2 separate regions of the Homo sapiens genome follow, and region 1 is linked to region 2. The links are chromatin loops, found by intact Hi-C in ENCODE. Cell type or tissue: OCI-LY7. All regions are shown on one strand.

The links. Peaks named below come from ENCODE experiments on the same cell type or tissue, not always from the same donor. Only the 100,000 strongest peaks of a DNase experiment are listed, where the experiment ranks them.
Region 1: it touches region 2 in a loop (8-fold over the local background); 5 of 110 quality-filtered maps call a loop at or near these places.

The regions. Positions count from the first base shown.
Region 1 is chr1:197,759,111-197,764,110 of GRCh38, forward strand. All of the region lies in intron 2 of DENND1B (DENN domain containing 1B), which reads right to left. Among named protein-coding and RNA genes, the nearest start is that of DENND1B, 14 kb to the right of the region's middle. In OCI-LY7, no CTCF peak of the experiment used is centred here; DNase peaks (open chromatin) are centred at 2,761 and 3,131; H3K4me3 peaks cover 1,254 bases; H3K27ac peaks cover 2,363 bases.
Region 2 is chr1:197,636,119-197,641,118 of GRCh38, forward strand. The region is part of intron 10 of DENND1B (DENN domain containing 1B); the gene reads right to left. Among named protein-coding and RNA genes, the nearest start is that of DENND1B, 140 kb to the right of the region's middle. In OCI-LY7, no CTCF peak of the experiment used is centred here; a DNase peak (open chromatin) is centred at 2,383; H3K4me3 peaks cover 1,901 bases; H3K27ac peaks cover 3,020 bases.

The DNA of each region.
Region 1 (5,000 bases), 120 kb after region 2:
CAGGTGCACACCACTACACCCAGCTAACTTTTGTATTTTTTGGTGGAGATGGAGTTTCACACGTTGCCCAGGTTGCTGGAACTCCTGGCCTCATGTGATCCACCCACCTCAGCCTCCCAAATTGCTGGGATTACAGGTGTGAGCCACCATACCTGGCCTTAAATACTTCTTTAAAAAATTTAAAAAACCAAATAAAAGAAATTAATATAAAATAATAAAAAGAAGCAAAATACAATTAAAAGTAAAATTAGGAACTAAAGAATTAAGCTAAAACATTTTAAAGTAACATAAAAATATTAAATATATAATAAATGAAAAAAAAACACCAAATATATTCAAGATAAAAGTGAAACAAGGCAAAAATACAAATTCCAAAATGAAAGTATCTGCACCATCTTCATGCAGGTGGCATGAGGTGGTGCAAAGAACCAGCAGGCCATCTTTGGTGAAACTCCGTCTCTACTAAAAATACAAAAAAAAAAGTTAGCTGGGCATGGTGGTGGGCGCCTGTAGTCCCAGCTACTCAGGAGGCTGAGGCAGGAGAATGGCGTGAACCCGGGAGGTGGAGGTTGCAGTGAGCTGGGATCGCACCACTGCACTCTGGCCTGGGTGATTGAGCAAGACTCCGTCTCAAAAAAAAAAAAAAAAAAAAAAAAGCATGCGGGAGGAAGATACCTCTTAGAGAGCACCAGCTTATTCATCTCTTCCCCATAAACTAGGCAAAAGCACCCTCAATCTACTCTCCTCAAACCCAGCTTTTAAATTTTTAACTCAGAATGAGATTGAAAAATCCCTTAACAGCAATACATAAATAATTTTTGTGTTTTGACCAATTCAGCCATACCTTAAAAAGATCGACTTTAATCATACTTAAAATTGTTTTAAAATAAATTTAAATTATATGTTTAGTCTGTCATATATATTAAACACAATGTAAATTATACGTTTTTGAAGAACTAAGATACCCTGAAAAGGTAAAGTGTAAGCCATCTTAAAATGTATAAGATGACTAGAAAGCAATTCTAATCTTCATGATTTGGAAGGCATTCCAGAAGAGTTCAGTGACTTCAAACATTTTTAATGCTTTGATCAATATTTTGAGTATATCATAAGAAAGTAGCAGTAAGTGATGCAAGGTTTCAGGTAGAAAATTTGATATGAATGCCATCTCCTCTCTTTCTCTCCATATCCATTTATAAACAAAATGGTCATTGTTAATCTGGACAATTACTGAGAGAAATGAATCAAAAAATTACTGGCCAGTCATAGTGGCTCACACCTATAATCCCAGCACTTTTGGAAGCTAAGGTAGGCAGGTCGCTTGAGCTCAGGAGTTCAAGACCAGTCTGGGCAAAATAGCAAAGCCCCATCTCTACAAAAATTAGCTGGGCATGGTGGTGTGTACCTGTAATCCCAGCTACTCGGGAGGCTGAGGTGGGAAGATCATGCTGGGCCCAAGAGGTGGAAGTTGCAGTGAGCCAAGATCACGTCACTGCACTTCAGCCTGGGCAACAGAGTGAGACCTTGTCTCAAAAAAAAAAAAAAAAAAATTACCCACAGATTTTATAATCCCCCAAGAAGAGTAAATTATTAGTCAATGGGTTTAGTAATGGGCTTTATAATGAATTTTAAACAGCTATATCAGCTCTATCAAAGGCAAAATTTAGAACAATGACATCTTAAACATTATACTGCGGGCTCATTTATGTCTTCAACTATTAAGCTAAAATGAGACAAATATTTACAAATTAAAATTTTGTCTTTCAACTAGCATTCCATTTCAATATTTCCACGTTTAGGGTATACAGTCAACATCCCTAACAAACACTACAGTAATCATTAAAAGTTGGAAGCTAGTATTTTTGTACGTAACAGTTCTTAGCTTATTATTTCTTCTCTAACATGTCTAAACCTGTACACAGTGAAAGAACCAACACATAATCTTGATGAAATTGTGCTGCTCCTTATTGTCAGTGATTACTCTGCAGGTATTCATCAACAAAATCACACATTTCATAGTAAAACTAAGACTCCAAAACTTAGTTCTCAAGTCTTGAAGTAATAAGAACAAAAAAATTTTAAAGACATTATTTTCTAAAAACCAAAAAAATTAACTTCATTAACTGCTTATAATTATTAAACAGAAATTGCTCTTTTAATATGAGTAAAAATGATGAAGACCTTCAAAAATATTTTCTAAATATTATATTACTTCCTCTTCCAAATATCATATCTAAAATACACTGTAATCTTGAAGAAGAAAAAAAAAGAATCCTTTCTGAACCACTTCCATGCAAGTTTAAGAGCACCTATAATTTTAATGCATAGACCTTGAGGACATATGATGTTCCCGTGTATTAAAACACATTTGAACTTATTTGGCTTTCATTTGAACCATGTTTCCTGTATAAACATGTAAGTTAATTTCAAATAACTTATAATTAATTTGATGATAATCTTAAGAAAATAAAAGTCATCTAAGTTTTTATAACTACCCACGTGATAAAATTTTAAAGGACTGCTTAATTCTAATTAATAGTAAATTTGTATACTAAACACACCCTCATGCTGGTGCATTTCTGCTACCAAACCAAGATAAAATTATTATTTTAATGAGTAATTTCTGGAATCATATATATCTGCAGAAGGCTATCAGATGAACTAAACTGGTTGTTGTGTGCTTTTCTTCAGATTCGAGTGATAATTAAGAAGGAACTGAAAAAGGAAAAGGCTCTATCTTGATCTTTACCAGTTCTGCCTACAAAGTTACAGTTTGTGGTTTTTCAACAGCTCTATTTAAAAAAAAAAAAAAAGTTTTTTTTAAATAAAGTGCCCGTTGCTTGTGATGACAAAAATCTGCAAGCTTTCAAAGTCCTTTACATTCAATTTTTTTTAAGATTTAAGAAATCTTCAGTAGGAATTGATAATCAGAACAATCTTTTACTAATTTCACTGTAATAACAATATAACTTATAGCAAGTAATCATTGAACACCATTCTCGTGTAAGATACCTTCCCAAAATCTACAAGAGATTCAAAGAGGTACTTGTCCTTAAAAGCCTGAAATCCAATAAACAACATAAATCAGGACAATAAAGACCTAGCTCAAGATAGACTATAACTTCCACGAGACAGACACCAAAAGGCTTATTAGTCAGCATTTTTTTTTTTTTTGAGACGGAGTCTCGCTCTGTCGCCCAGGCTAGAGTGCAGTGGCACAATCTTGGCTCACTGCAAGCTCTGCCTCGCGGGTTCACGCCATCCTCCTGCCTCAGCCTCCTGAGTAGCTGAGACTACAGGTGCCCGCCACCAAGCTTTTTAAATAAAATTGTACTGTGTTTATTTGAGGTGCTCAATATGATGAAATACATATAGATAGTAAAATGGTTGCTATAGTGAAGCCAATTAACGCATCTATCATCTCACATACTTACCTCTTTGCAACAGGAGCAGCTAAAATCCATGTATTTAACAACAATCCCTAATACAATACAATTTTATTAACTTTGGTCCTCATATTGTATATTGGATTTCTAGACTTGTTCATTCTATATATCTGCTATTTTGTGTCTTTTGACCTACCTTGCCTCATTTCCTCTACCCCCACCCCACCCATGGTAACCACTGTTTCATTCTCTGTGTATCCGAGCATTTAAAAATATATATTCTACATATAAGTGAGATCATGCAACTTGTTCTTCCTGGGTCTGACATATTTCATTTAGCATAATGTACTCCAGGCCCATCCATGTTGTAGCACACGGCATTATCTCCCCCGTTGTAAGGCTGAATAATATTCCATTGCATATATGTATACACACCACATTTTCTTTATCCATTCTTCTGCTGAACTACTACAGGACCCAGCAATCCCTCTTCTGGAAAAAAGATAAAATCACCACCTTGTAAAGACATCTGCCAGCTTGGCGGTGGCTCACACCTGTAATCCCAGCACTTTGGGAGGCCAAGGCAGGAGGATTACTTGAGGTCAGGAGCTCAAGACCAGCCTCCACAACAGAGTGAGACCCCATCTGTACAAAAAATGTAAAAATTAGCCAGACATGGTGACATACGCCTGTAGTACTGGCTACTCAGAAGACTGAGGCGGGAGGATCCCTGGAGCCCAGTTCAAGGCTGCAGTGAGCTATAATTTTGTCACTTCTTTTTATATATATTTTTTTATTTCTGAAGCTTCACTTTAACAAATCTTACCTGTTTAATACTGTAATTATACTTCTTTTAAAAGAAAGGAATTTAACAAAAATTATTAAGCCCATAATACCCTACACAATTTCCATTCCTTTTCTTTAAAAGCCATCTCAGTACCTTTATCAGTTTAACAATCCAACAAATATTTACTGAGCACATACTATGAGTCAGACACTGTTTTAGGCTCTGAGTAAACAAAATTAAATGCAACAATCCCCTGCCAAGGCAAGTTACACTGTAGCAGAGAGATTCTTTATCTTCTTCATCAGATGCAACTATTTATACCAAAAGCAATATATTCTTTACTCTTAATTATTCACACAAGATTTTGAATATGAAGTAAAACTCCAGTTAACTTTAGAAAAAGATAACCACCTGACAACCAATTGTCTCTCCCTCTATTATCTCACAACTACCCGCAAGATCTCCCCACTCCTCTACTGTTCCCTAAGCAATGAGCTGAATTAGGTGCCTTCTTCGTACTTCAGTGCTATATGCACTATACAACCTCTACCACAGCCTTTACTACTCTTACAATTATTGACTTGAAATTGACGCTTCCCCTTCAAGAATGCCATCTCAATTGCATTTCATCTGTGCATGACGCATAACTGGCACTCAGAAACATTCACTGAAGGAATGAGAGGGCTGAATACTTTCTATGGTGTTTAAGCTCTTCTTCTGATGTCTGTTAAGAATATCACAACAATTCTGGTCAAGCCTAGAATCAGTCAGGGGTTTTCTAAAACGAGTGGCTTTTTAAAGTTGCTGCAGAAGATTTCACTGCTATT
Region 2 (5,000 bases):
AGGCAATGAGTAACCAATAGATTTTTTTTATTCTGAAGGATTAATTACATATAGGATGAATCTAAAAGATGAGAAAATGGAAAATGAGAGGTCCAAACAGAAGATAAGTGCTAGCCCTAAAAGTGGTATTCAAAATGAGAGAAAGGTATAAATATGACACATTGAGAGATAATCGACTAGACCTGCAAAGACGAGGAAAAAAGTCACTTCACTGTAAGTAATTCAAATAATAAACAGAGGTTCCTTAAGGGAAGGGATACTATATTGGGGCAGAAGGTAAGGATGCATTTGGTTTTATAAGATGGTCATTGTAAGAGGCAAAATTGCATAAAGGTTGTAAGCATATACTTTGGAATCATACAGAACTGGTTAAACCAATTCCTAGTACTATGGCCTTGATCAACTTACTCCCTCTCAATTTCAAAATCCACATTTTCATCTGTCTACCGTGGATAACAACTGTACCTACCACATAATACATAATAATTAAATGAGTTAGTTTAAATAAATTTCTCAGTAGGGTAAGTAGCGCAAAGCATGCCCTATATTATATATTGGCTATAATTATTAATAACATCATCATTTTATGTAAGTGAATTCAGTATATATGATCTGAAAATAATATCTGTGGGAAGTAGTAACTGCTGAACTAAGACAGTGGGCAGTTGAAGAACAGGAATCGGAGAAGAAAAGATTAAGGAGGTAGAACCTATAGGATGTAGGTGGGGAAAACAGATGAGAGGGAGGAGTGATTCACCAAATTAGCCCTTTATAGTAGGAGAAGGAGACTATGGGGAAAAGATGGCGAGTTGCATTTTGGCGGTATTGAATGGGATGTCAACAATGAGCTAAACTGCACTATAAGAAAGCTCACTGGAAGAGAAAAACTTGCCTAACTGTAAAATGAAAAAAAAAATTATAGTATGTGAAAACATATAAATATAGAAGGTACATTTTAAAATAAACACACTGCCCTCAATAGTTTTATTAAAGAAACAAAACCAACACATACATTATTTTCTTTTATTTAATGTTGATTACACTATCAGCACAAAATTGTCACTGTTCCATATAAAAAATACTAACATTATCACTGTCTGTAAGCTATAAGGATAAGAAAAAAGAAAAAAAAATGCTTGGTAAACTGAAATCATCCAAGGTCATTTCTGTGGATATCATACAGGAACAAAGCTTACAGAGCCTAGGGGAATGACAAGTTAATAACAACTCTTTGATAATTCCATAATTGTTAAATTAAAAAATTCTTCATTGTGAATTAAAAGCCAATTATTTACTTTTAGAACACAAATGGACTAAATCATAAGGCAGAAATACGTGTTTATTTTCATGAAAAACAGAGCCATTATCACTACAGGAGTTGGAAGATAAAAACACCTCTAGTTTTCCTGTAACAGAAGTCTCCTCCAAATAACCTTCACACATCCCTTCCAATAAACTGCTTCCTGATGACCTCAACAGTACCATTTCCCCACTCCAGTCATATTCACTTAGCACTGACTAAAAATACAATGTTCAGAATAGCTGTGTACCGGTGAAATGATAAACTGGTAAGTAGAATTATTCAGTTTCAGATGACATAACTGGTTGCTTACGGGTTTGGGGAAGAATTAAAAATCTAAAAATTGCTTCTAGAATCTTTCCCTGAGAGATGATAACAATTTTTAACTGCACCACTCTGCTGCAGCTTTAAAAACATGAGGCACAAAAATACACTTTAATAACCTTAACTAGGAAGCAGGACTACGTAATCTTTGTTCTCTCACCAAATGTTCAATTCCTCATCTCCAGAAAGAGTCTCTGCACTTCGGGTTTCAGATTAAATGCTGACACAGGTGGCTCCATTAAGAGACAAATCAAGAATATGTATAATCCAGATGAAGAGGTTAAAATCCTCTGGACTGCCTTTCAGTCTGACTAAACCTGTAAAATCTATATTTAATAGCTGATTTTCCAGAGATCGAAAGATTTCTTTTTACATATGCCCTTGATGGAATTAATGAGAGGAGAGAAAAGCATATGCTTAAATGCCTGGGGGCAACTATAACAAAGGAAGAAATTACAGTTTATTAACGTAATTCCAGTACTCATAACATATTGCTTGCTCTAAATATCCCCAAAACAACATGCACTACACAATCAAATCTCTGTAACTAATATGCTTATAGACTTTCTGAGGGTGAATTTACTAACTAAATAATGGTCAAAATAATAGCTAACATTCAGACATCTGCTTTTAAAAGAAGCATCCCTTCCACCTGCTTCTACAGGCCACAAAGATACACTCTAGTTAACATATTACTGACAGGATGATGAGAAAGCTCCTGTCAGATGCTGGCCAGCCGGGTGTTTGAGACAAAATGCACAGCCCCAGCTGAATAGTTAGAGAAAGTCTGGTGAGGTACAATTATAGAGGCATATGACAAGGCTTCATGCCTGACTGATTTGAGAACCACTGACATGGCTTTAAACAGCAATCCAACCTACCTATGGTCACAAAACAGCAATAAGTCAACTGATACCCCCTTGTAATATCATGATTTATGCCTCTGCTTTGAATACACGAGAATCTAATATGATGTTCTGCTAGTCTACCAAGATTCGCTTGGGGCTTAAACATCTATGGCCTACCTACAGCATGGATAAAATCAATGTTCTTGTTCAGGATTACCAGAAACCGTTCCATGTGTACTTGACAATGTATAAATCAACAGAATAATGTATGAATCAACAGAATAAAAAAAAACTGATTATATCTCAATTCATTAAACTCAAACATGCAAAAATATAATAATAGGTACTAACACAATACCACACTTTAAAATATAGGGAGAAAACCTATTAGAATGTTGAAAACATAACAATATTCTTGATATCTGTGCTTACATATCTTAATTTTTTTAATTTTAAACTTTTCATCTTTTAAAGGTTAATTTTTTTTTTTTTTGACATAGTCTCACTCTGTCACCCAGGCTGGAGTGCAATGGCGTGATCTCGGTTCACTGCAACCTCCGTCTCCCGGGTTCAAGTGATTCTCTTGCCTCAGCCTCCCGAGTAGCTGGGACTACAGGTGCGTGGTACCATGCCTGGCTAATTTTTGTATTTTTAGTAGAGATGGGGTTTCGCTATGTTGGCCAGGCTGGTCTCGAACTCCTGACCTCAGGTGATCTGCTCACCTCGGCCTCCCAAAGTGCTGGGATTACAGGCGTGAGCCACTGCATCCGGCAAGAAATTATCATTTTTAACCACAAACAGCACCTAAAGAAAAGGAACCTCAAGCTAGCTGATTCTCTAATGAGAGTGTCACCACTAAAACCTACAGCAAGCTGTAAGGTTTATAATTATCATTCTCTTATAACTATGAAAAATCATGATTGTCAAAAAGTAAATAACTGAGACAAAATTTCTAAAACTACAATAGAATTATGAATGTTAGGCCACCTTTACATATATTCCTCTAAAAATTAAGAGTTGGGCTGTATACTTAAAAAATTAAAAATGGATAAAACGTTAATTTCGAACATTAAACACATTATAGTCTCCGTGATATATAAAAATATGAGTATAAAAAGCTTAAAAACAAGTAAATTCATTGATTTTACTTTTAATTTACATAAATTACTTTTAATTTATGTTAAGAAATGAGTCCTTGACCTTAAATGCCACTATGCATGGAATTTATAGCAGATATATTTTATATACTGTATATATAAAAGAATTATTCAAGACAGATTCAAGTAAAGCAGCTTCCTCCATAAAAGAAGACTAAGATCATGAAAGAGAACTTGAATTATGTTTCTTTTATCAGCCCAACGGTCCCAGAGAGTGAACCAAAACAGAGCTGGTAACTTAGAGGTGACATCACCATCAAGTTTTCATGAATTGTCATAAACAGTTGATAATAAATTGACATCAAACATAGAAAACAACTCCCCCAAAATACTAAGCCTTTATGATAACAATTTGTTTTTAAAGCCAAATACTAAGTTAAAAGATAGTAATGTTAATTTTTACTCTAACTGCAGATGTAGACTATTATAAAATTAAATGTAGAGGCCGGGTGCGGTGGCTCACGCCTGTAATCCCAGCACTTTGGGAGGACAAGACGGGTGGATTGCTTGAGGTTAGGAGTTCGAGACCAGCCTGACCAACATAGTGAAACCCCGTCTCTACTAAAAATACAAAAATTAGCTGGTTGTGGTGGCAGGCGCCTGTACTCCTAGCTACTTGGGAGGCTGAGGTAGGAGAATATCTTGAACCTGGAAGGCAGAGGTTAGAGTGAGCCAAGATTGTACCACTGCACTCTAGCCTGGGCAACAAAGTGAGACTCTGTCTCAAAAAAAAAAAAAAATTAAATATAAACTATTATAAAATTATAGCTCATAATTACTAAACATATATTCTATGCAGATATCATTCTAAGCACTTTATATATATGTATTTCCTTAATCTTTACATCAACCCTATGAGATTAAGGCTACTATTGCTCCTACTCTACACTTAAAGAAACTGAGTCAAACAGATTACTTGGTCATTAAGAGGTGGATATAAATTAAATAAAACACCAATATTTTTCAAAAACATATACTCAGATTTATTTCTAATACACAAATACAGTAGCTTATGCTTCACTCACATAGCTTATTCCCTCACTTTCTTTGGATCTCTGCTCAAATACTACCTCACTGAGTTGGGCACAGCGGCGTGTGCCTATAGTCCCAGCTACTTGGAAACCCAAGGCAGGAGGATCCATTGAGCCCAGGAGTTTGAGACCAGCCTGGGCAACATAGCAAGACCCTGTCTCAAAAAAACAAACAAACAAAATACTACCTCATTGGAGAGGCCTTCCTTACATAAAATGGAAACCTGTCCATCACTGTCTACCCTGTAAACCCACTCACTTTATCCATTATGTAACCCTAGCTAATAAATAATTGCTATTTGTTTGCTCACTTGTTTACAAACTGTTTCATGCCAGTCGA